5 separate regions of the Homo sapiens genome follow, and regions 2, 3, 4 and 5 are each linked to region 1. Evidence: chromatin loops called from intact Hi-C (ENCODE). Cell type or tissue: IMR-90. All regions are shown on one strand.

Evidence for each region. A loop is a pair of places that touch in the nucleus more often than their neighbours do. Peaks named below come from ENCODE experiments on the same cell type or tissue, not always from the same donor. Only the 100,000 strongest peaks of a DNase experiment are listed, where the experiment ranks them.
Region 2: a loop joins it to region 1, with 6 times the contacts of the local background. A loop is called at or near these places in 71 of 110 quality-filtered maps.
Region 3: a loop joins it to region 1, with 8 times the contacts of the local background. A loop is called at or near these places in 92 of 110 quality-filtered maps.
Region 4: a loop joins it to region 1, with 9 times the contacts of the local background. A loop is called at or near these places in 56 of 110 quality-filtered maps.
Region 5: it touches region 1 in a loop (2.4-fold over the local background); 59 of 110 quality-filtered maps call a loop at or near these places.

The regions. Positions count from the first base shown.
Region 1 is chr18:2,930,071-2,935,070 of GRCh38, forward strand. It overlaps LPIN2 (lipin 2), which reads right to left. Exons shown (of 20, transcript NM_001375808.2): 8 at 4,281-4,380; 9 at 1,186-1,373. Among named protein-coding and RNA genes, the nearest start is that of LPIN2-AS2, 34 kb to the right of the region's middle. In IMR-90, a CTCF peak has its summit at 2,314 (motif pointing right); a DNase peak (open chromatin) is centred at 2,331; H3K27ac peaks cover 206 bases.
Region 2 is chr18:3,126,554-3,131,553 of GRCh38, forward strand. MYOM1 (myomesin 1) reads right to left here. Exons shown (of 38, transcript NM_003803.4): 17 at 4,822-4,943; 18 at 2,679-2,966; 19 at 148-344. Among named protein-coding and RNA genes, the nearest start is that of MYOM1, 91 kb to the right of the region's middle. In IMR-90, a CTCF peak has its summit at 2,914 (motif pointing left); a DNase peak (open chromatin) is centred at 2,928.
Region 3 is chr18:3,060,523-3,065,522 of GRCh38, forward strand. No RefSeq gene overlaps it. Among named protein-coding and RNA genes, the nearest start is that of LPIN2, 50 kb to the left of the region's middle. RefSeq lists enhancers at 129-423, 791-920. In IMR-90, a CTCF peak has its summit at 2,644 (motif pointing left); no DNase peak of the experiment used is centred here.
Region 4 is chr18:3,148,813-3,153,812 of GRCh38, forward strand. It overlaps MYOM1 (myomesin 1), which reads right to left. Exons shown (of 38, transcript NM_003803.4): 12 at 2,882-3,081; 13 at 333-389. Among named protein-coding and RNA genes, the nearest start is that of MYOM1, 69 kb to the right of the region's middle. RefSeq lists an enhancer at 4,332-4,421. In IMR-90, a CTCF peak has its summit at 2,795 (motif pointing left); no DNase peak of the experiment used is centred here.
Region 5 is chr18:2,982,809-2,987,808 of GRCh38, forward strand. All of the region lies in intron 1 of LPIN2 (lipin 2), which reads right to left. LOC124904236 (a long non-coding RNA gene) reads left to right here. Exons shown (of 2, transcript XR_007066268.1): 2 at 2,266-2,602. Among named protein-coding and RNA genes, the nearest start is that of LPIN2-AS2, 18 kb to the left of the region's middle. In IMR-90, a CTCF peak has its summit at 3,016 (motif pointing left); no DNase peak of the experiment used is centred here; H3K27ac peaks cover 2,266 bases.

The DNA.
Region 1 (5,000 bases):
CCTGTTCCTAAACCTGTATTCTCCTAGATCTAGGCTAACAGAGAAACTGCTCACTTGGATTGTTTCTCCAGGTAATGTGTGTATTACTTACATTTACTTGTCATTTCTGCCTCTTCCAATAAACTCTACTAGACTAAGTCACCAATATTTAAAACAAAGGTGTAACTTTTATATTTTACCTACATTTTGTATTTCGCATTCCCTCGCATATAATTTTTTAAACTGAACATTTAAGAGGATTACAGAAAGAATGTGACCTATTTAACTTAGTCCCTAGAATGAACCATTGGCCATAACACACTTTAAATTTCTTGCAAAATATAAAGCAAACAAACAATGAAGAGACAGGGAAGAGGCATAATGAGCTTCCTGTGACCCTGGAAAGGAAAGACTTCAGGAACACATGGTCCTGAGCCTCTGGCCATGCAGTCTGCCACATCACACCTTCAGTTCCTCTAAGGGAGAGGGAAGACAAAAGATGACACTAGTCACGGAAAGAAAATTTTCCCTTAGAAGAAAATCATACAGGGGCCACAGGCCAAACTGAGAAATACTAAGAGTTCAGTTTTAAAAGGAAGGTTAAAAAAAAATGCTGATGAATTGAGGACGGATGCACATGGCACTCAGCCCAGCCTATAGGCATCCTGACATGTCTGCTAAACTCCCTCCTGATTCCTGAGCAAGCTTTACTCTCGTAGGCCAACCCTCCAGCCTTATACAGAAAGTAATCCTCCTAATTTTTGCCAGAAAGACCACGTACTCAGTGGACAATCAATTTTCTACAACTTCAGGGCCCTATATTCATGTCTAAGGCCCAGTGCTTTCCAGAAGGGCAGCTGGGCCCCAGTTCCACAAATGTTTCTGTAACTTTACAGATGAGAAAACTGGTGCAGTGTGATGATCGCACCCTGGCAGCTCAGAAAACAGGGCGGCCTGATAACTCCCAACCTCTTAATTTGAAATTAGAGCCTTTAAGGGCACACTACCTCAAAGCCACTCCATAAAGAGGTGTCAATTAAGACCTTAAGTGAGGGTATAAGGGTCTGACATTACAGAACATACCTGTTACCTGCACAAGATCCCTAAAGAATGTAAATATCCTGAAATGGCTACACGGTAAGTTTTAACCAAGTGATGACCAGATTGCTCTCTGAAATGAAGATGGGGCACAAACACCCAACGTACCTTTTGAAATTTCTCCATTTTCACTGAGGCCCCCGCAAAGGGAGAGGGTAACGTCAGGCAAGTCCATGGCAGAATCTGAGAGGCACTCGGTGCCGCTATCTGCAGCTGCGCTTCCCACGGACTGTGGGGACTGGGAGCCAGAGAGTGTGTCAGACTCGGGCCACTGCCTGGAACCGGGCTCCGATTCACTGTGGACAGGGGATGGGGAAAAGATGTGCTTTATTACAACTCCTTGAATTCCTAGTTTACTGCATGGTTCTCTGGGGGCTCAAACCAAATAACACATCCGCTAAAAAGAACGGATGGACCTACAATCAGGCATAACTTTTCTTAGATAGGGTTTAGAATCATATCATAAATGACATGAAAGATAACCTAATATAGTACCAGTGAGAAATTAACTGTGAATATAGTAAATACGTCACAAAATCACCACGGTCATTCACAATAATGCAAACATTTCAACTGTGGCCTTTCTGATTTTTAATTAAAGGAGTAAAATAGTTATAAGTATTTATTTACATTTCCATGATGAAAATGACAGGGTAATTAAGAAAATCTGCTGTTTGGAAACCTTTGATCCTAACGTCCTAGAAAAAGCTGTGGCACTTTATACATCCTGTAGAAAATTACTGTAGTCCAAGGCTATATTCTTTAAAACCAAATCTTTTCTAAGTTCGCCTATTACCTCACAAAGAAGGAAGGAGAAATTAAACGAGCAAATTCTCTAGAGGCAAGACCCACCTAGAAAAAGAAATGTATTCAGAAATAAACTGGATGTAACTGTTATTCCAGGAGCTAAAGATGAGGTTACTGAATATTTTCATTTTTCAAGATAAGGCACAGAAGCCAGGTTTCAGAAGGTGATCAAGGGAAACCTTATGCAATGAAGTGTAAATTTGAGAAAGAATAATCATGAATGGCACAGCACCTTAAGTCTCACAGTCCCCAATGCTTACTACTCTATACCCTTTGAATAGGTATTTAATGTCACATTTGAGATATTGAGAATTTTCAAATTCACTTATTTTATTCAAAAAGCCAGTATTTTTATGTGAATTAAAAAAACAGTGACCCAGAGGTTTACTGGCTCTTTCAAACAAATCTCATCTTTGAGCAGTAGGTGGCAGCAGACTACAGATTATGTTTTAACTAGGTAACAGTTTCAAAACCTGTTTCCCATTTGAATCAACAAAAAAATTCAGGTTTTTGGATATTTTTTCCTCTTAATAGCCATGCACACTCATACCCACAAAATTGAGATTAACTGGACTGACAGAATGTTCTCACTGGAAACACAAAGTCAGCAGAACTGTTGTTATACTGGGAGTGAGGGGCAAGGCCAACCCTTCTGTGTTCACCACACCTGTCTCCTCTTTCTCCGGGGCACACGGCGAGGCCCCCTTGCAGTCAGGTGGGGCCACGTGAGCACATGACTGAGCCGTGAATATGGACGGAAGGCATACATGGTGCCCCTCCCCAGGGGCCCTCTCCTATGCGATGCTCATTCCTTTCTCTGCTGCCAGTAAACTCTGGACTCTGAGACCCTATGGGGATGGGAGAGCCTCAAGGTGAAAGGAGCCTGTGTTCCTGAATCCCTGTGGGCAAGGCCTCCCCCTAAACACCAACACAGAGCATTCTTCACAGGGGCAAGAAACAAAATTCCATCGTGGTAGGCCAACGAGATCAGGAGTTCCACCTCTACAGCAGCTAGTGTTACCCCAACCAGTAACAACAACATCTACACACATGGGGATGCCGTCTGACTCAGGATGCCACCAAATACAAAAGTGTGTGATTTATATTAAAGTTTAGTGATAATTACAAATACTGTAAATTTGGTAATGAAGATGCTAAGGATCATGACATGACTAATGCTTACATGGATTACAAGAGTCTCACTCACTATCTTTAAATATTTATGAAATGTTTCAAGAAATAGTTAATGAGGTAAGAAGCTTACTTAGTGCATGGACAGTGACTGTGAACAGTTAAATTACAGTAGAGTGGAGTAAGGTATCATCACCTTAGTTACTCTCCTCACTTTTTAAAAGAGAAACTAAGACATATACCGAAGGAATACCAATATAAATAAATGATTAAGGCCTGGGAAATGTGGGGGGAAAAGTGGTAATTCTATGACAGCTTATATTTGAACTTTCCTACTGTTAAAATAAAGCCGTTTCAGTTTTTTCACCTTAAAAAAATCCAACTATTACTTCAAATGAAGTAGATATGTTGAGATAAATTTAGGACAGAGCTAGAAAGGAGTTTTAAGAACTTTCCCAAAATACCTGTAAAAAATTTAAATAGCTTTATATCAATCCCATCTTTCTATTCCAAATAAAAAACAAAATATACTTTTCAGTAATTCATTTACAAGTGTTTAATTATGTGTGCCTATGGCTCAGTATATTCAAGTCATACTTTCCGTGGAGAAAAGTTGTTTTTTTCTAACCACAGAGTAGCAGTTTAACAGAATTCCCCTAAGAGTAGAAATGAACTTGGGAAGGCAGTCCAAGTGTATCATATTTGAGGCCCATATTTGAAGTAATTCAAAGGGAAAATGGTGCGGGACAGTGAGGGAGGCTGGGTGGCAGCTGTGGAGCTGCAGGGGATGTGGGGACACGGGGCGCGGGGGCAGTGCCCCACCAGACCCAGACCCGGTTCAGAAAAGGCTCAGGATCTCAGACTCCCAAGAAGTGAACACATTCTTTGGAAAACATTTTCAAATAAAGATGTGTTTCTTTTAAAACACATAATAAAATAAATGCTAAAAAATTTTCCCAAGCATGTTGAGTTTGTATTAACCACTACAGGAAATGCTAATCAGAAGTCATATACCCTTATGTAGGTTTAACTAGTATATCTCTCCTCATTGTATTGAAAATGTCTTCGTAAGTAATTATTAATTTCAAGTCACTATATTGAAATAAGACACGCGCTATTTCTAAATTTTCCAAAACCTGAAGCCATCATCAGATTTAGCTAAAGGACACCATCATCTTGTTCCTTTTTCCTGAGATGAAATGTTTTACTCTAGAAATAACTAGACTATTTCAGAGCTGTCCTTCAATAAATAAGGACCACTCTACCTTTTAGGGAAATAAAGAGCTGCAACTTCAGGTTCTAGACCCTTTAAGTCATCAAGGTAAATATCATCAGGTCCCTGGTGTTGGCTTCTTTTGTGAACACCTGTTTAAAAAAAAAATCAGAGGTAAGAATTTAGTTATTCTTCATTTACAGCTCTGCAAAACACACGCACGTTTGCAAACAGTAAGAGTGACAAGCAGGATTTGAATAGGGTTTTAATTTTAAAGGTGTCAACCAGCCTTTTTACTTAGGTTGGTTCCCAGCCATCCATGCCAATAGAAGAGAAGTTCAGTGCTCCATACATATACTTTGATTTTACTCATTCTCTCATTTGCTGTTAATTGAGTAATACTAGCCCCTAAATAATTTATATTTTAATGGTGAAGTCTTTTTTGTATTTATAGGTCTAAGAACAAGCATGACCAAACTTAAGGCAACCACCTGCATTGGGAACGAGGGCATTACTCTAAAACCATGAAGGCAAGGTTGTCTGGGCACAGGATATTCACATGGTGCCCAAGTATCCACCCTGCATTACCTTCTAACTACAAAAGGACAAAAAATACTTCACAATGGATAGATGTGGCAGATAACATCTTAAACAATAATCACGTTCAGCATTACTATTAGTGGTCATCATGAGATACAATATGAGTACCCAATACATGCAATAAACTAATCTTCAATTCAAACAATAACTCTAAGCCTCTAGACCTGTACTG
Region 2 (5,000 bases), 200 kb after region 1:
TTTTCACAAGACTCATGCCACTGCAGACAATGGACTCTGGAGAAATGACGTGACTCTCTTACAAGGTGCTGGGTGTGTGCCTGCCTGGGCGTGCAAGCATAGCGTCATACATAGGACACGCCACACTACAGAAAGTCACGTGCTTACCTTGTATGCCTCCTCACTGACAGCCTTGACATTGGCTTCTCTCCATTTTCCTGGTACCCCATCAATGACCTCGCGATAGTTCACATAATAGCCAGTAATTTCTGCCCCTCCAATCTTATCTGGTTGCTTCCATCCAAGAACCATTGAGTCACGAAAACTTTCAAGACAGGTGATATCACAGGGTGGAGATGGTGGTGCTGTAGCAATATGAATAGCTTGTGAGTAGGCAGAAATGCATTTATGATTCTATATATAAACATTTCCATGGGTGCCACATATGAGGGCACTAGATCTTGCAGTATAAAACTAAAATTCGAGGCTGATGAACTTGGCATTGAACTTGGTGAATGCAATGGACACAGTAAAAAGTACACTACAATTATTATTCCAAAGATAAAATGAACCTGTCCTAGCAAAATGGTACAATACCCTGAAAGAAAATGATTCTTTTCCCCATAAGAAGAAATATTTTTCCCAAGGTATAATTTTTGTTTCTTTATGTGGTTTAGTTTTCATTTGTTCCCTGATGAAAATGGAATGTGTATATCAATTTCTGCTGCAATTTGCTTATTCAGAATTTCCATATATATATATATATATATATATTTTTTTTTTTTTTTTTTTTGAGCTGGGGTTTTGCTCTTGTCACCCAGGCTTGAGTGCAATGGCACCATCTTGGCTCAATGCAACTTCCGTCTTCTGGGTTCAAGCAATTCTCCTGCCTCAGCCTCCCAAGTAGTTGGGATTATAGGTGTGCACCACCATGCCCGGCTAATTTTTGTATTATTAGGAGAGACAGGGTTTCACCATGTTGGCTAGGCTGGTCTCGAACTCCTGACCTTAGGTGATCCACCCACCTCAGCCTCCCAAAGTGCTGGGATTACAGGTGTGAATCACCACACCTGGCCCAGAATTTCCATATATTTCTCAAATGGTTAGCCTTTCACCATTCAGGCACACTTACCCTTGTGAGACCTTACAACTACACAACTCTGTCTGCACACAAGAAAAAAATTTACTCTAGAGCTCAGCTAAATGACAGCTTTAGAAAACATTTTTAAAAAACAGACACAATCTGCTATGTGACTTTCTCTTAGTGTATAATACTTTTATCACATTATTTTTAATCTGATGTTGGAATATTTTTCATGTGGTACAATACTATACAGCTGTCACCATGTTTATCAGTGCTTAGCTAGAAAAATATCTGGAGGATATTTCAAAAGTCCTCCTTCATTTATGTGGCTTTGCTGATCAGCTTTTCACTCAACTACTGAAATTACAGTTTTCAATGAAGAGAGGGGGTGAAGTGGTGGAAAGAAATACATCTAGATATGCAATAACATCGAAGAGAATTTTCTGAATGTTTATTTGGATTATAGGAGATAAAGAAACTATCTCATTCTTACCCAAAAAGAGTATCAGAAGAATGAAGGCTTTTAAAATAAAATACATTTATCTCTTCTCCACTTACCAACCTCCTTTATTCCTCACATTTTAAAAAAGCTTTCTCTCTCTCCCTCTATTTCAGAGCATTGTTGAATATGTGCTCTCAAATGAATATCTCCTCTCGAGTTGAGGGACAAAGAAAGGTGTCATAAAACAGAGGAGGTTATAGAAGTTGGGGTGGGGTTAGAAAAAAGAACTGGATGAGAGGCATTTAAAAATTTATCAGCACATGTGCTTCAGTTCATTGTTGTTTGATAGGAAAAACAATGTCTCCTAGGATATATTAGCCACAGGTACCAAATATCCTAATCAGATCATTCTTAGCCTACTGATAAATCATCTTAAATAAATCACTTCTGGGAATGAGGATCATATATCATACAATATAGCTATATGTGATTATAATTTTAACTTTTAAACTTTTCATGGTAACTCAAAGATATATTTATAGCTGTTTTTTTCTTTTCTTTTTTCATTTCAAAAAGTAGTAGGTAAGTAGCTATTTAGATTATTATTATTTTAGAAATTTTTAATCTTTTTATATACTTTTTTCACTTAAAGTATTTAATTTTCCAGTGTTGATTTTTCTTGCAAACTATTTAAATTAAATGTGAATAATCGCTTAATAATCTGAGGATGAGCAAGAAGGTAACAACTATGACCCTGGTACGATGTCACCTTCTTTGTGAGATCTTTCTCCTCTACATGTTCCAAACATGACTATTTCAAAGGACCTCACACAGGCTAGCAGTACCAAGTCCTGCTCTCACATCGAATTCTCTTAGCAAAATCAGGCCAGAGGTGTATCTGCCTGACAAACCAAGAAAGGCTCTATAACCAAATTACTTGAAACATTCTAGCATCATTAAGCACCCAAAATGATGTGTACAAGCCAAACCCATAGACAATTACTTTTCCAAGTCATCAGATGAAAGTACACATTTCAGATGGCTAGCTGAAAACACATACAATAAGAATGGACATTGATGAAAGCAAACATGGATGAAGGATGTGATGTAGACGATGAGAGGTGAGGACAGTGATGGAGACGGATGGAACAGCTTCCCTTTCTCAACTCTCACCTCTGTCTGTCTTCTTTTTCAGGGGGTCAGACTTACTTTTCCCCTGAGGAGCCGCTTTCTGTGGTGGCGGGGTAAGCTCTTCCTGAACTGTTTCACTTACTTTACTCACTTCTGTTTGGCCCAGGTTTTGAGAGCTACTGGGTAGTGAAGGTTTGTTAGGTTTGCTGCCAAGCAAAGCATCTTTCTGGAAGGTTGGCGGGGAGGCTTCATGCACGCGCCCCCTGGAGGCGGTTAGTCCACCAGGCTCATCGCTCAGTGCGGGACACACATCTGGAGACACTCCTCCCCCTACAGTTGCCAGACAACAACAGAAACGCATTGAGCCCGGACAGAGTATCAGCTGCTCTTATAGGATAGAACAAAGAGAAAAACATTAGGACCACAAGCAGAACAAAAACAGTCTTGGCTTAAAGAAAATCGCTCACATTTGCAAGAAATATGGAAAGACTACATTTCACACAATATACGCCAAGGAACATTTCACCTTCCCCGTATTCTGGAAAAAGAAGAAATGAGAACAAAGAAGCCAAAGATAGAATAGGAACCATTTCGATTTGCAGAACCCAAAGGGCTTTTAGTATATATAAGGAAAAGCAAATCTTAGACACAAATATTGAGAGATGTAAGCCCTATTATTCAACAGAATGAAAAAAGGACTATAAAGTGCACAAGAGACATCATATTAAAGATCCTAATTTTATAACACCTCGAATTATGTGCAGTACTACAATAGTAATGGTCTGTACCTCTCAACCTCAAAGAGACATGTTTAGAATGGTTCACATTATAAGGAATCTTCCTTCCTTCGTTTTCTTTCTTCTTTTTTTTTTTTTTGGAGTCTCACTCTGTCCCCCAGGCTGGAGTGCACTGGCGCAATCTCGGCTCACTGCAACCTCCACCTTCTGGGTTCAAACAATTCTCGTGCCTCAGCCTCCTAAGTAGCTGGGATTATAGGCATGCACCACCATACCCGGCTAATTTTTGTATTTTCAGTAGAGACAGGGTTTAGCCATGTAGGCCAGGTTGATCTCAAACTCCTGACCTCAAGTGATCCACCCGCCTTAGCCTCCCAAAGTGCTGGGATTACAGGCGTGAGCCACTGTGCCCGATCCCTATGTTATAAGGAATATGAAAAAGCTATATGAGATGCTAACTGAAGACAATCAATATTAAATCAGCTTTTTAAAAAACATGCGTTACTATATAATAAATTTTATTTTATTTATTTATTTATTTCAGACACAGGATCTTGCTTTGTTGTCCAGGGTGGAGTGCAGTGGTGAGATCATAGTTCACTGCAGCCTTGAACTCTTGGACTCAAGTGATCCACGTGCCTCAGCCTTCTGAATAGCTGGGACTACAGACATGCACCACCATGCCTGGCTAATTTTTTTTATTGTTATTTTTAGAAATGGGATTTCACTATGTTGCCCAAGTTGGTCTCAAACTCCTGGACTCAAGCAATCTGCCTGCCTCTCCCTCCCAAAGTGCTGGGATTACAGGTGTAAGCCCCCGTGCTCAGCCCACAAATATTATTTGTATTGTTTCTAACCACCTGGGTCCCTTTTCTACTTTATCCAAGATTGGGAGGTACATCACATACACACATATAATTACTTTATTACTGGTTTTATTCTGTTGGTTACTTTGCAAGCAAAGATGAAACATATGATTAAGCAATTACATGTGCCTTGCATGAATTTTAGAGGGGTTTATAAGAAGCATGTTAATGTTCTGTTAGCAAAAACAAGCCAGGCTCTGGCATAGACCAAATGGCTTTTAGGGACAAGATGATCTGTGTTATGGGTGATATACCACTTCATGGAATCGGAATGGCCCTTCACAGTCCCAGGATGAGCATGAAGTTAGAATGGAGTTTCACACAATGTGAAATATCTGAGGAAACTTGGGTTCGTGAAGATGAAAAGGCTATGGATGCACAGAATCTGGATAAGTGATGAAGGTCTGTAAAATGGCAGCTATGGAAGGTTAGACATCACCTAGAGTCAGAGAAAATGATCATCTAAGGATGCAATCATCCAGCAATATTGGAAGCTAAATAATTTCTGGAGAGGATGGTATCTTCCTTTCTAACATAGAAAAATCCATTTTTCCCCCATACAGTTATGCATAAGGAACTTACCAATAGCAGCTTTGACTTCAATAGCTTCTGAATCCTGGGAATATTCACTAAGTCCAGCTGCATTGACTGCTCTGACCCGGAAAATATAACTCTGACCAGTCACTAATCCATGACAAGTGAATCTAAAAGGAAAACAAGTTTTAAAAAATTTTCCTAGGAGGAAGATTAAGGAAGATGAT
Region 3 (5,000 bases), 130 kb after region 1:
TAGAAATGCTCAACCACTTTTTGAAATGTTAACCACCATAATGCAGCCCAGATAAGAAACAAAATTAAGAGCCTCAAGAAATACAAAATTGAGAAACATTCCAACTAAAAACGTTTAAACAAAATAGTCTCATTCTTTATAGATACGAAGTTTATGTGTAGAAGCCAATACACATTTCCTGCCTCTTCCCCCTCACTTCCTGGCCGCCGGTGCTACAGAGCAACTGTCCTGCCACACTTGAGTGAGATGGAAAAAACCAATTCTTCACCCCAGTTCACTTCCATGACTTCCGGCAGTGTCTGTTCAGAGGTCAAAGCTGTTGGTGATTTTCCACTTGTGCTGGACATAAACCTGGCAAAAAGGCAGGAATTTTAGGGACAGAGGGCTTTCTACCATGGCAGGTCAGAAGGGCCTGGGGGAACAGGGCCTGACCCACACCAAGTAAATATTTGTTGAATGAATGAATGAATGGAAGAAATGGTATCTTATGGTTTGTCTTTTTTGGAGACAGAGTCTTGCTGTTGCCCTGCCTGGAGAGTGGTGGCACGATCATGGCTCTCTGCAGCCTCGAGCTCCTGGGCTCAAGCATCCACCCATCTCAGCCTCCCAAGTAGCTAGGACTACAGTCATGTGCCACCATGCTCAGCTAATTTATTTTTATTTTTTGTTTTTGGTAGAGACGGGGACTCTCTGTGTTGCCCAGGCTGGTCTCAAATTCCTGGCCTCCTGAAGTGCTGGGATTATAGGTGTGAGCCACCGTGCCCAGGCAATGCCCCGTGTTTTTAATAGAATGACGTAGAGGTAATTGTTTTTTCTTTCTGTTTTGAGATGAAAACAAGGAATTGGTTTCATTTTCATTATTTTTTCATCTGTACTTCAGTGCTGCTGAAACTTTCACCTGAGAGGAGGATTTCAGATTTCTCGATTCTGCCCCCGCAACGAGTTGCTTCTCTTCTTTCTCTGCACAGTCTTCACTTTCATGAAGCCAAATGCCTCCTTGCAATTCAGCTCCTGGTTTTGAGTGTGTAAGGAAGACACACGCTTCTCGTGAAATTCTGGAGAATGTCTCCGGACTGCGTGGGAAGCTTATGAACCAGAGGTGCCTGTACTGACAGAAGCCTGTGAGCAAAGAGGGTTCCGAGAACTGGTTAGCTCTTTCTAGCCGGGAATATTAAGCTGTAAAGAACAAGGAAATGGAGGGAGCATTCACATATGTACTGCAGTTGGCATGGGGGTCTCCTTGGAGAGGCTTCCTGTGGGCAACTATGGGTGCATTCAGTAGGGACATTTAGATAACTAAGATGAGCCCTGGAACAACCAAAATAGAGTCAATGTAATAAAACACTCTCTGATTCTGGGACACGTCCCCCTCGTCTCTGAAAGGAAACACTTGGCTTCAGTTTGGCTCAGCAATGTAACACCTTTTCTCCCGGCTTAGAACCAGCTCTTAGCAAGCAGAGTGGGTGGCTTTTGTGTGATACCATGGGCACTAGTAACGCCTCAGGCTGAAGTCCCGGCCTGATAGGTTATGCCCTTAACCTTCTAAAACCAGAAACGAGAGGAAAGAAACCACAGAAGGAAACTGTAGAAACTCAACCCCAGGGGAGGCGAGCATTACCTTCATAATTTATTGCAAACAGTGCCTATTTTGTTTCCAAAGTGTTTTAAATTAAACTTAGTTGTGTATCATTTGGAATGTAAATATTCATCCTCAAAAGTGAGTAGCAGGGAGTATGGACTGTCTGAGTAACCACAGTGTGTGTGTCTGAGCTTTGTGACAAGTCTACTATGCCTTCTTGATGCTGGGCTACAATTAAAGCATGTTCTAAAAAAAGTAAAAAATGCACTTAGATGTTAGTAAGTATGAGCTAAGTAATTTTGGAAACTTTGGTGTGCATTTTAGAGATTGAGATTTTCATTTACATATATCAGTTGATTCTTCAGAAGCAATTTAAATAACTTAAGACTGTTTTTTAAACATAATCTTATCTCTAAAGCCCAAGGTAGAGGTCAAAATGCAAATATTTGAGGCTGTGATGTGATGGTCACTATGTATCCAGTTTGTAATCCTCCATATAACTGATGTATTAGTATTTTATCTAAACATCTTGCTGTGGGTATGTGAAGCAGGCCCACAGAACAGAACTAATGAACACCTGAGACCGTGCCAGTGTGTTCATTTAAAATGCGCTGCACCTTGTTCTGACACTCGATTTGTTGTAGATATTTGATCCTCTTGAGGCTTGCTTTTAAGCTCTGTTAGGGTGGGGCCAGAGGAGTTTTTAATCCAGGATTAATTTCTCACCTTAGTAGTGCCCCACTATGGAGGAGAAACTTCTGAGGACTCTACCCGAGGCCCACGTATTACAAAGTCTTTTCATTCCGGCTGGTGGACACGGACTCTGTTTCCAGCCCGCGTGAGCTCCAAGAATTGCTTGGCCTGAGGCTTTCCAGATTTCTTTCTCCCGTGCATTTGCTGAATAGTACTCAGCCAAAGAGCATGTGCAGCCTCCAGCACCCTGTCTTCGTGCAACTCTCCTCTCTCTCTTATTCTTTCTCATACATTTTAGACGACCCCGCCTCATTGAACCTCAGTCTCTGTCCCCTCAATTCAATGAGACTGACAGGCTCCCCCTGCTGGGCTGCAGCCTGAGCACTCTGTCTAGGCAAGAAGAAGCTGGAGCAATCACAGGTGTCTCATCACTTTCCCCTTCTCTCAGGCATCTTGGGCCTGCACATCTGCTGGCCAATGCCCTAAACGGTTATTTTTCCATATGTTTTGATATTTTGCCTGTTTTTCTAGTTGTTCATGGTGGGAGGACAATTTCCATAACAGTAATCCTTTGTGGGCAGACAGAGAATCCCGTCTAGCGTAGTTTTGCATTTGCTTCCCTGAGGCCCCGGACCTCGACCATTTTTATGGGAATTCTTGGCTTGAGATTGTTACCATGTGGTGCTGTAAATTTGCACCCCACAAACATGCAGTACTAGTTTGAGGAATCCATTAAATTTTCTTCCATCCAGAACCGCCCCCAGGCAGATGGAAAGCTTCTGTATAGCTTCTCTATGTCAGTTGGTGATATTTTTACTATTCCCATTTTTGTTTTGACTAAGCCACTCTTTGTGCATCTCAGATTTGTGCAGGCATCTTGGGTACCAACTCACTACCTTGAACAATCCAGGTCTACATCTCTCATTCTGGCATGTGTATTAAAACTCCAGTCCCAGATCTTAGAGGCTATATCTAGGCAAAAATTAGTATTTCTGCATTATGTAGGCTGTGCATATTTGATTTTCATGTACTTGAAATGTCTTAGCCTAGTGACTAAGTCCAATTTTTTTTTTTTTTTTTTGACAGAGTATCACTCTGTCTTCCAGGCTGGAGTGCAGTGGTGCAATCACAGCTCACTGCAGCCTTGACCTCCCAGGCTCAAGCGATCCTCCTGCTTCAGCCTCCCGAGTAGCTGGAACTACAGGCTCGTGCCACCACCCCCAGCTAATTTTGGATTTTTTGTAGAGATGGGCTTTCACCATGTTCTCCAGGCTAGTCTCAAACTCCTGGGCTCGAGTGATCCTCCTGCCTGGGCTTCCCAAAGTGCTGGGATTACAGGTGTAAGCCACTGCACCCAGCCTCCAGCTTTGTGATTCCAATGTAAAATGTTTAATTGACTGTGATTTTATGTTCATCTTACTAGGTTTATATACAATATGAGAATATTTATGAAAACTCCAAATTTTCTGTATTTATATACTTAGTTTAGTAGATAAAGTTATTTAAGTTCTTGAGACAGTTTTGTTTAAGTCAGACAATAGTAGTCCTTAAAGTGGAGAGAAAATATATTAATTTATAAATAAAGCTTAACAAATTAAAGGGAATTAAGTTATGCTATAAAAAGCAGCCTTAAACTTAATGTTCTTCAATAGTCAGATTTTTAAATGGAAAAATAATGTTTTAAAGTTGAACTTCAAGAATTTAGGAAGATCTAGGTTTTAAAATGTGTCACTTGACTATTATATATATATATATATATTAATTTTTTTATTTTTTTAATTTTTTTGTGATGGAGTTTCGCTCTTGTTGCCCAGGCTGGAGTGCAATGGTGAGATCTCGGCTCGCCACAACCTCCGCCTCCTGGGTTCAAGCAATTCTCCTGCCTCAGCCTCCTGAGTAGCTGGGATTACAGGCATGTGCCACCACGCCCGGCTAGTTTTGTATTTTTAGTAGAGATGGAGTTTCTCCATGCTGGCCAGGCTGGTCTCAAACTCCCGACCTCAGGTGATCCGCCCGCCTCGGCCTCCCGAAGTGCTGGGATTACAGGCGTGAGCCACTGCACCCCAGCCTATATATTAATTTTATAAAACTGAAGTAAACTCTGAATGGTCTTTTCTGTGTTCCAAGTTGATCCTTTAAGTACCACTACTTCACATTTACCAGGTCACAGATTCATAAATTTTTATGTGTTACAAAGTATCTTCGGCACCATTAAAGTGATGGATCTATAGTTTCAGTTCTATTTTCCCCTGTAGAAATAGCAGCTTTTTACCTAAGCTATTAAATCTTGAGGTCACTGGTTTAGTTTGGTCATAATAATGGCTGAAATAATTCTTATAGCTGTTTTGTTGAGCAATCTCAGCGTATGGAGCTCCGAACACAAAAGCCATCTCCCCAACTCACTGCTGCTGTGTCCCAGCAAACCCCTCTGCTGGGCGCAGGGGTCTTAGGGCACACTTTGATTTCATACATTTTTGCACAATTTCAGAATTTGGAATACACTGTTTTAAAATTTTGTTTCCACCTGATTCAACACCCGTCTTGCTTTCTCCCCAGTCTGGGATCCAGCAGGTGGAAATTAGGGAAGGGGTGGGAGGTGCTGCTTGCAGAAACCTCACCTCTCTGACACTGGGAGCTCTGTTGCTGGCTTTTTGAGGGGTGTGGTGGGGGCTTTTCGGAGAGTCTTAGGGGCCTCTCGCTTGCACAGCCCTTGGCCCTTGGCATGGGA
Region 4 (5,000 bases), 220 kb after region 1:
TCCACCCTGGGCGACAGAGCGAGACTCCATCCAAAAAAAAAAAAAAAAAAAAAAAAAAAAGAAAATGGTGATGGTTTCATGGGTATATACATGTGTAAAATTTATCAAATTGTACATGTTACATATTTGCAGTATACCGTATGACAATTACACCTCAAGAAAGCTTTAAAAATAAAATGGGATTCTCTGACATAAGTTATTTACAATCTCCAGATATTTTAGAATGTTCTTACCAAAACATCTTAAGCAATACACACTGCACCCTCCACAACAAAAGGCAAACTGCTTAGCAAAACATCAGCAATAGTATCTGGGGCAACCAGACTTCTTACCTGAAGGTTCCTCTTCAGTAACAATGATCTGTCCAGTCCAGGGTGCTGAGGGGCGACCTGAATAAAGACAAATATAAGAATCACAAACGTTTACAAGTGTGCAATTTATCAGCTGCACTGATGAATTGGGAAAGTGGCCAGATTAGTCACAACTGGGTTTGTTACTAATAGACTTATGTGTTTTCCCATGAATGGTATCAATCATGTAGAGGGCACTGTGGGAAGCACAGCCCCGGTCCTCAAGGGACTCATAATCTGCTGGAGCCTAGAATCTGCCTGGACTGGCTGAGTAGATGTTTCTGGAACTGTACTTGCACAAGCTAGGTAAGTAACCTGTGTTCATGTAACTGTTCAATATGAATCTCCTGGAACAGGTAGGCTTGCTCATCCCCTCTGAAGGATAGCATGCGTTTGGGAGAAACATTTCCAGAACAATTGTAAGCCCAGTAGTTATTTATTGTCATAATAAGATGAAAGAGGAGAGGGGGTGCCGATCCTGCGGTAAAGCTCAGCAAAGCAAATTTTTCCCATTATATTTTGAAAAATATTATCTCCAAAGGAAATCAGTTGAGATCCTGAGCAAGGAAAATGAATGATACGGGTACAAAGTTAAAGAGGAAATTCACTTGTATGATCCCATAAACATCAGAAAGACAGAGTAGTTCTACTCTTGCATTAACCAGGGGACTTTTTGTCAGGGTTTGTGAAAAACAGAAAGGCAGTAAAGAAGGTAACTTATTTTTAGTTCAAACAAATCTTATTTTGATTGGAATTGATAAAAGAGGAGCAAACGAAAGTATGAGATGGAATTTGCAAGTTTAGAAAGGAGGGCAGGAAGTTGGAGGGTTGGTGAAGAGTGACTGAAGAGCAATCAAGGAGCCTGATGAGACACGGTTGCCGGGGAAATGGTAACATTATTATTATTATTATTTTCAGATGGAGTCTCGCTCTGTCGCCTAGGCTGGAGTGCAGTGGCGCGATCTCAGCTCACTGCAACCTCCGCCTCCCGGGTTCAAATGATTCTCCTGCCTCAGCCTCCCGAGTAGCTGGGATTACAGGCGCCCGCCACCACGCCTGGCTAATTTTTTGTAATTTTTAGTAGAGACGGGGTTTCGCCATGTTGGCCCGGCTGGTCACGAACTCCTGACCTCAGGTGATCCACCCGCCTCGACCTCCCAGAGTGCTGGGATTACAGGTGTGAGCCACCATGCCCAGCCAGTGACATTATTTTATTTAGACTTTTACGATGCCACTACACGTACTGAAGGTAAAGAATAACATTGTGAATGTAGCACAGACCAGCAGTCCTCTACAAAGGTGGTTTTGCCCTTTAGGTGACATTTGGTAGTGTCTCCATGACACTGCTGGCATCTAGTGGGTAGAGACAAGGGATGTTGCTCAGCCTCCTGCAATGAACAGAACACCCCTAGCCACCTCCCACAACAACAAAGAATTACTGGCCTAAAGTGCCAGTAGGGCCAAGGTTGAGAAGCCTGGCATAAGCCTGAAATGTTACTATCCAACTCTTCTCATAATGTCATTTTACGTTCCCTATTGTTGGAGATGCCATATGGGTTTCCATGAAACAAATACAAGGCATGATTACAGGGCATGATTCATGTACCATGGTTTTGACATTAAGACTTGGAGACTACATATATTAAAAGATTATTATTATTGTTATTATTGAGACAGGGTCTTGCTCTGTTGCCCAGGCTAGAGTGCAATGGTGTAATCACAGCTCACTGCAGCCTTGACCTCCTGGGCTCTAGCGATCCTCCCACCTCAGCCTCCTGAGTAGCTGGGACTTACAGCTGTGTGCTACCATGCCTGGCTTTTTTTTTTTTTTTTTTTTTCATTTTTTTCATTTTTTTTTTTTAAAAGATGGGGTCTCTCTATGTTGCCCAGGTTGGTCTCAGAACTCCTAGGCTCAAGCCATCCTCCCACCTTAGCCTCTCCAAGTGCTGGGATTACAGGTGTGAGCCACCACGCCAGGCCTGAAAAAATGATTTTTGACAGTCTAATATGAGAACTCAGACATAGATTAGATATAACGTTGTCTATCTGTTTTTCCTTTGATATAGAGAGACGCACTGTGCTGAGATATTAATGCTCTAAGGGTGGACTCCAAGGTAAAGAAATAGACCTTGAGCCAGAAAGAAAATTATTTTTATTATTTTTGGAATGTATAATAACAGGAATAAAAATGCTCTCCAGCCTCTTTGCTTTTATACTTCATTCCACACACAATGCCTGGAACTCAGTTTAACAACATAAATGTTTCTGAATAAAATAAAATAAAATATAAAATAATAAAATAAAATAAAATAAATAAAATAAAATAAAATAAAATAAAATAAAACCCTTAAGAGAATGGCTAAGGCAATGTTTGCGAAGGATTCTCCCCCTCGGATTTTCTGATGAAAAAAGGATTTCTTGTTCTTGTCTCCCTCTAGTGGAAGGGAGAGAAACAACCTTGCAATGAAGCTGATTCTTGCAGTCATTTTAAAAAGGTTTAGGGAAGGTCCTGAAAAATGAAAAGTGCTTACTTTTAAGTCTAGCTTTCTCAGCCGGATCCAGAGCAGCCACGGGCTCGGAAACTCGAGATGGGAAACCTATTCCCATTTTATTCACAGCTCGAACTCGGAAGATATAGGAACGACCTTCGATCAATCCAGTGACAGGAAAACGAGCAAACTTCACAGGTGTGTCATTGCACTGCGACCAGCTATCTGTGCCCACCTCACACCTAAAGGAATGAGCGTGATTGACAAAAATATTAAAAGAAGTATGGCTTAATGAATATCTCCAGAGCTGCAGAATCACCCAGTTGTTTCAGATCTTCTCCCTATAAAATATCCAAGTCAGGCGTGGCTCGCTACCTGGTGAACTGCATGCAGGCACTCCGTTTCACTCAAATGCACTGTGTCTTCTTTACCAAGAGGAAAGAAGCCTCAGGTCCTTCCTGAACTCGTAAAAAGCAGGCATCTGAGGGGCCTTGTGTAGAAAGCAGAGGGGTTTGGGGGTTGCTGGGATAAGCAGATAAATATCTCCAATCTTAGCATTGGAGAAGATCCCCAAACATCTCCCCGGCTGATGCCTTCAATTCTACCATTAGTGACTTCTTTGTCTTCTTTAGGTATTTTCTTTGAAAAACAGAGGTATTATTGAGAAAATTGGCGTCTTAAAACCTAACTATTTGCACTGTAGTTTGGAAAAGAGTTCACCATATTTCCTCACTTCATGGTCATTCCATCCTGTGTAGAGGGTAAGAAGGTTATTGTGAAGATGTTTGTTTCTTTAACAGAAGAGACTGATGACAGGTGGGGAGATGCCCAGTCCTGGCAGGGGCAGATTGAGTGGGTACTTGGAAACACTGATTTCTAATTGAGTGCTTTTACAGCAGTTGGTACCTGGGGATGGAGTGGGTCATTCCCAGCAGACAAATATGACAGCTCATATCATGCTGTTGGCCTGATCAACAAAGCTTTAGGGGTTCAACATGTGATTAAATTTTACAGATTAGGATTAAGCAGCTCTTACTTTTTTTATGAGCAGAGTGCTGTACTTTTAGCTCATATCATTTCCCCAACATGGGCTCTATGTCCAAAATGTGTAATTCCCAAATGATTCTCAGGGGCGTGGGGGTTGCCAGTGGCAGGACAGAGGTGGCTGGTGTGGGGGGTGTATCTCCCCTCCTCACAATCACCTTCCTCTCTTTGATATGGACAATAGACAATTTCCTTATGTAAAGTGGAATAGACAACTTCCTCACTTTCCTTATGTAAAGTGCTGTCAAATGTGGCTTCAATCCCTGCCTTCCATCATTTCCCCTAATCCTCCTTGGTAGAAATTCTGGAGCTGCTAGGGGTTTGGGGAGGTGGGGCTGTGGCAGAAGCTGATAGGGCCAGGACAATTCTTCAATCTACACCTGTCTCCAGAGATTCTGCCAGGACTCAGCCTCTTCTCTGTGCAGATACTGCTATGGTGACCCAGTGACACTAGAGCATCCTTCCTAACCTCATGTGGGCAGAAAGAAAGGTGGAACTCACTGCTCCTGACACTTTCCGCAGCACGTTGGAGCAGAAAGAACACAAACCTACAGCCAGGCTCACATCTGAATTCTAGTTCTGCTACTTATTACCCGCGTGATCTTAGGTGAGTTAGTGCTTCCTCACTGATATGTGGTCTCGGGCCTCATTTCCTACTTGAAATAATAGCAACGACCTTAAAGGGCGGTTATGGGTTAGTGGTTAATATATGCGAAGTGTTTAGAACAGTGCCATGCACACAGTAAATGCTTAATAAATAATAGCCACAAGGTGGGTATTTTCACTATGACTAAGGCCAGAGGAGAACAAAATGTACTTATTGTCCCTGGCCTTTCACTGGTCAAAGTTTAAAAATCCCCTGGAAATGTGCCAAAGACAATAAAGCACAAAAAAGAATATATCTAAACCTTCACAATTCATCACTACTAAATGATGAAATGTTGTGGAAGCATTAGTTCACATGGATGGTTAAATAGTATATAATTTATTAGAAATATTTCTTACAAATAGTTCTGAGCACAATTGCATGTATTTATGTACTGCGAAGTTCAACACACCCTTGGTGCAAACCCATTGTGCTAATATGACACAGATTATCCATCTCTAGTGATTTCTA
Region 5 (5,000 bases), 53 kb after region 1:
GTATATAATCAAAACAGAAAGCTGCTCTCTTGACAAACTGAGTACAAACTGCTTGCAGACACAGTTATATGGCTAAAACTGAAAGGAAATGGTTCTTAAAAAAAAAAAAAGCAATGCATACACAAGTTTACCAATGAGATTTGCTCAAAATACCTCAACCCCTTCTCCCCAAAGGAGATAAGCAGGGGCATGGGACAGGTTGTGCCATGTGTTTACACTGATAGGCACCAAGACCTGCCCAATCACATGATGGCCACTGCAGCTTCCATCACACAGGACAGGGATTGAGTTAATGATTCTCTAAACCAATCACATCCTCATTTTTTAGAAATAAAAACAGCTACTACACATATGGAGAGTGATCTTACATAAGCTAATCATGTAAGGGAAGTAATTTACAGACATTTTCCGAGCAGCAGGGAGCTTCCCAAAGTCAGCCAGATTACATGCCTCCAAGAGCCCAACTACTGAACACTTTTCCTTTGTCAGACTGGTGTGACCCAAGGTATTTTCACAATTCTGGGAGATATCCTGCTCAGTACTGTATATAACAAGCAGAATTTATTAATTTCAAGAATATGATAATGCAACACTGTAAAATTAAAACATTCCTGGTATTTCCTTGGCAGCTCTCAGTAAGTCAAAACATAGTAATTTTAACTGAATTTTTCTAAAAACCGCAAACACACAACTCACATGGACAAACATATTAGATTTCTGAATTAAGATACACTGTTTTTTTCATACCATTGTCTAGGATTGTGCTGTTCATCACAAACAGCCATTAGCCACGTGTGGCTACTGAGCAATGGCAATCAGGCCAGTACCAACTGCAATGTGCTCCAAGTGTAAAATACACACTGGATTTCCATGACTAAGAATGAAAAGAGAATAAAAAAACTCATAATTTCTAATATATACTACATGTTTAAAGGATATTTTGGATATACTGAGTTAAATAAGAAATTACATTTACTTTTACCTAGTTTTTTTTTTCCCACTTTTTAAAATGTGATTACTAGAAAATTTGAAATTACACATGTGGCTCACATTATATTTCTATTGGACAATGCTGCTCTAAGGCCCCGAGACAATCTTGAGAACAAGGTGGGGAAAAGGCCATTCAGGCAAGTTATAGGTAAGGAAGAACTGAGGACAACTGGATTGTTCATCATTCCTTTAAAGTATTTAGTTAATTCATCAACAATATACTAGCTGATCCACATCCATTTAACCTTCACATTAAACCCTTTTCTCTGCATCTAAACTTCACAAAAGACAAAATTTTCAAATGTTTGACCAAGTAATAGGTGTCTGGTGATGCTTAATACAGTAACATATCACCAAGGTTCATATAATAAAAACATTAAGTGGCAGAATTAAAAACCAATTTCACCAAAATTAGAAATGGCAAAACTTATCTTGCATGCAGCATGTTTTCCTGCTTGCCTTCTAGCCCAGCATAGTATCGTGGACCTGCAGTACACCAAAGTGCCCAGTCACTTGCGATCTAATTCAACACACATCATGTACACAAACTCCTACTTCCAGAAGAGAATTGTTTAGGTTTTTCTGGCCTAAATTTTATGCAATGAATAAAAATTTAAATCTCTTCATCCATGATCTACTGCAGTTCAGGATCCTTGGCATCAGATGGTAGTGATAAAAACCGGATATTGGGGTGCTGCCGGTGGAGAAAAATGGAAGAAGCCAGAGGTCAGCAAGAAGGGGAGGCTAGTAGGAGAAAGAGAGATTAAAGAGAAACCTAAGAAGGTGAAAAAAAGAAAAGTTAGAGGGGCAGAGGAAATAAAATGTAGAAGAGATGAGAAAATATTCAACTGGATAGCAGGAGAAGGGGAAAACTGTAAGGAGGGTGGAAAGAAGAAAGACAAAAACCATATCCACTTTAAATGTGAGGAAACTGAGGCCCAGAAAGAGGTCAGGCAATTAGCCCAATGTCACTCAACTGGTCAGCAAAGGTGCCAGGGAGAAGAAGCCCCCCAGTTTCTGGTTCAGTGCTTTTTTGTGTTATGCCAAGCAGAGACCAAGAAAGAACATGCTGGGGATCAGCAGGAGGAGGCTGACAAGAGGTAGGAGCAAAGGCTTAGCAAGTGAGGCGTGGTGGAGATCCAGCAGGGCAGAGGTCAGCGGGTAGAATTCTGTTCAGCAACTCTTGCCTACAATGCAGCTTACACAACAGGTGGGGCACCCAAGCCAGTCATTTGGGGGTTTCCTGATAGTGTTTGTATTGTTTCCTTGTTTTAGCTGATGACTCCCAGAATGTCCTGACTGCAAGGAACATGTACTATGGACCCATCAGAAGTGAGCTCATTTTCTAAACATCTGTGTTGCCAACAGGCACACACCTAAAGTTTCCTCCTATGGCCACCTGTGGATCACCCTGACCTTCAAAGCTGGTAGCCAAAGTTCTGCTTCCACCCCCACCATCTGCAAGGTGGCACTTTTCAGTCTTGATGGATAAATGTTAAAAATCACAACCAACAATTCTTAATCATCCCTATGATTTTCAAAGGAAAACGCTACTGTATTGTCAAACTTTTTCTCTACAGGCTAAAATAAAAATAAATGACTACTGAAAAAAGCTACTTTTTACTTTTGTATAACATCTTCAATGATCTTTTTTTTAAAAAGTGCATAGAATTTGGAAGTCTTTTTCCCAAGACTTAACTCTTTCAAAAAAAAATAGTCTAACTTAGGGAAACAAAGCTAAAATGCTAGTTAGGAAAAACAGAATCCTGTTCAGATTCCACAGCTTTAATGATGCTAAGTAAAATATATACCTTCTTTGTTTTTGTTTTTTCTACTACTAATCCCATAAGTATGTAAGACTAGGTATACAGGGCTTTTTAAGAGGGTATAACGATTTATTTAAAACTTTCTAGCTAGAATTTGCTTATCTGAAGCTGTACTAAGCTGGTTCAACAGAAATACCTTTACACCACAAGCATGTTATTTTACCATAAAACATGAAAATAATTGTACTCCCCCCCAGTGGCCATACTATGGAAACACAACACCTTGCTCCTGGATTACCAATGAAGATGTGACAAAACTAAGTTTTGATTATTAAAAAATCATGAAAATATTTTATAACCTCAATTACAAAGAATTTCATAATACCCACCGGAATTCCTCTATAGTGAAGAACCTAAGTGCATTTCTGCATTTTCAAGACTCCTCATGACAAAGGGAACATGTAAAGGACCATGGCTCACCTGAAACAAATGTTTTCATTTAGAGCCAAATGGCTCTCACCATCTACACCAAAGCATATGAAGTGTTTCTTCTCCTAAATGGAATCACTTATAATTCACTGTTTATGAAAACAACCCCAAAGGGACTGACGTTTTATTCAAAACCAAGATAAAATTCCTCTTGCTACCACTCTTGGGTTTTTCAAACATTTGTAGTTTAACTGCTCATTGGGTAATGGTTATATAGTTTACTCAAGTTCCAGTGTTTCATAATATCCTCATATAATCTCAAAATTCTAAACAAGATAGCTAGTGGCTGGCAATTTCACTGAACTGTGAGTGAATAACCAAATGCAAACAGATCTTTCCAGGAACAGAAGAGAAAAAACAAGGGAGGGTCTCCTGAGGTCAGACGCCCAGCTTAAAGTGACTCTCCCAAAGATAAACTTCTTTGAAGACTTGTCATTTATCTTTAAAATTCACACATTTTGTAGTCTATTGTGATAAGTCTATTTTTTTAATGTAAAAAAAAAAAAAAAAGAAAGACTAACTGGCCAAAGCTTTCTTCTTCCAAGTTCAAAGGTTAATGCAACACATTTACTGTAAGAATTAGAGGATGCTCAGTGTACACATCGCAGTTTAAGGAGCTTAGGACCAAACAACCTCTGCGGTCTAACCCTTCCAACACAAATGTTTGAGGTCAAGCTTTTACCCACTATTTGGAGACAAGAGAGACAATACTGAGAGTTGCCTGGCTGTAGCAGTCAAGTGCATCTGAACATTAAGAGAGTAAAGCTGAACAGCCTAATTTAGGATCAGAGTAATTATGGCCTGACTTGTGTCACAACTTTTGGACAACATTTTCAACAAAATAAAGCCAAAAGAAATGGAAAACCCTCTGTTCTGCTCAGGCAGGACTCCTGAGGCCTCAGTTGCTTGACAGGGGTGGAGGTCGGGGGTGAAGAGGGGGCCTGTTAATTGCCTAATTGTTTCTGTTTAAATGTCTTTTTCTTCTCCCATTTCACCTCTGAATAGCAGTTTGCACAGTGATGACACCCTTAGGTATACGATTTTCTGTTCTGGGGTTATATCACCCCCATTTCATTCAAACTCAAAAAATCCTGTTGAAATGCAAGTCTTACTATCATCAAATTTTAAAACACTAAATAATTTTCAAAGTGTAGTGCTTTAATCTTTTCAGAAACAAATTACTTGTTATAGACTCACAATAACAGGGGTGGCTCAGTGCATCACAACACTGAGGCCAAGTGAAGGTGCTGGAAGAAGCCAGTGCTGGGTTCCTATACTCCAGATCAAAAAGTGAGATAGCTTAAAGCTTGTCCCCCAAAAACAGCAACAAACAACAAATAAGGTGAGCAAGAGTTGATTATATCATTAAGACAATCCAAAGAAAATATAAGTGAAAATTATCACAAAATGTATCGGCATCATGTAGGAACCCCTCATCCTCACATTCCTTGACTTATTTTTTTCCACGTGGACATTTCAGGTCCATCTTTGACTCCAATTTTCTCTTCCATAGCTGGTTCCTCACAACAGTTCTAATTCAAGATTTTCTCGACCACCTGAAAAACTGGTGATGGTTGTTTAAATTATTCTGTTGCTGTGATCTCTTTCAATTACTTAAAAATTTTTTATTTAAAAGATATTTGTAATCAGCTTTACTTAGTAAATTACTCTTAGTAATTACTCTTCTTCCTGCCACCTTCTTCCATCTATAGAAACGAACGGCTGCTGTAATTTTAAGTGTACTTAGAATCCAGG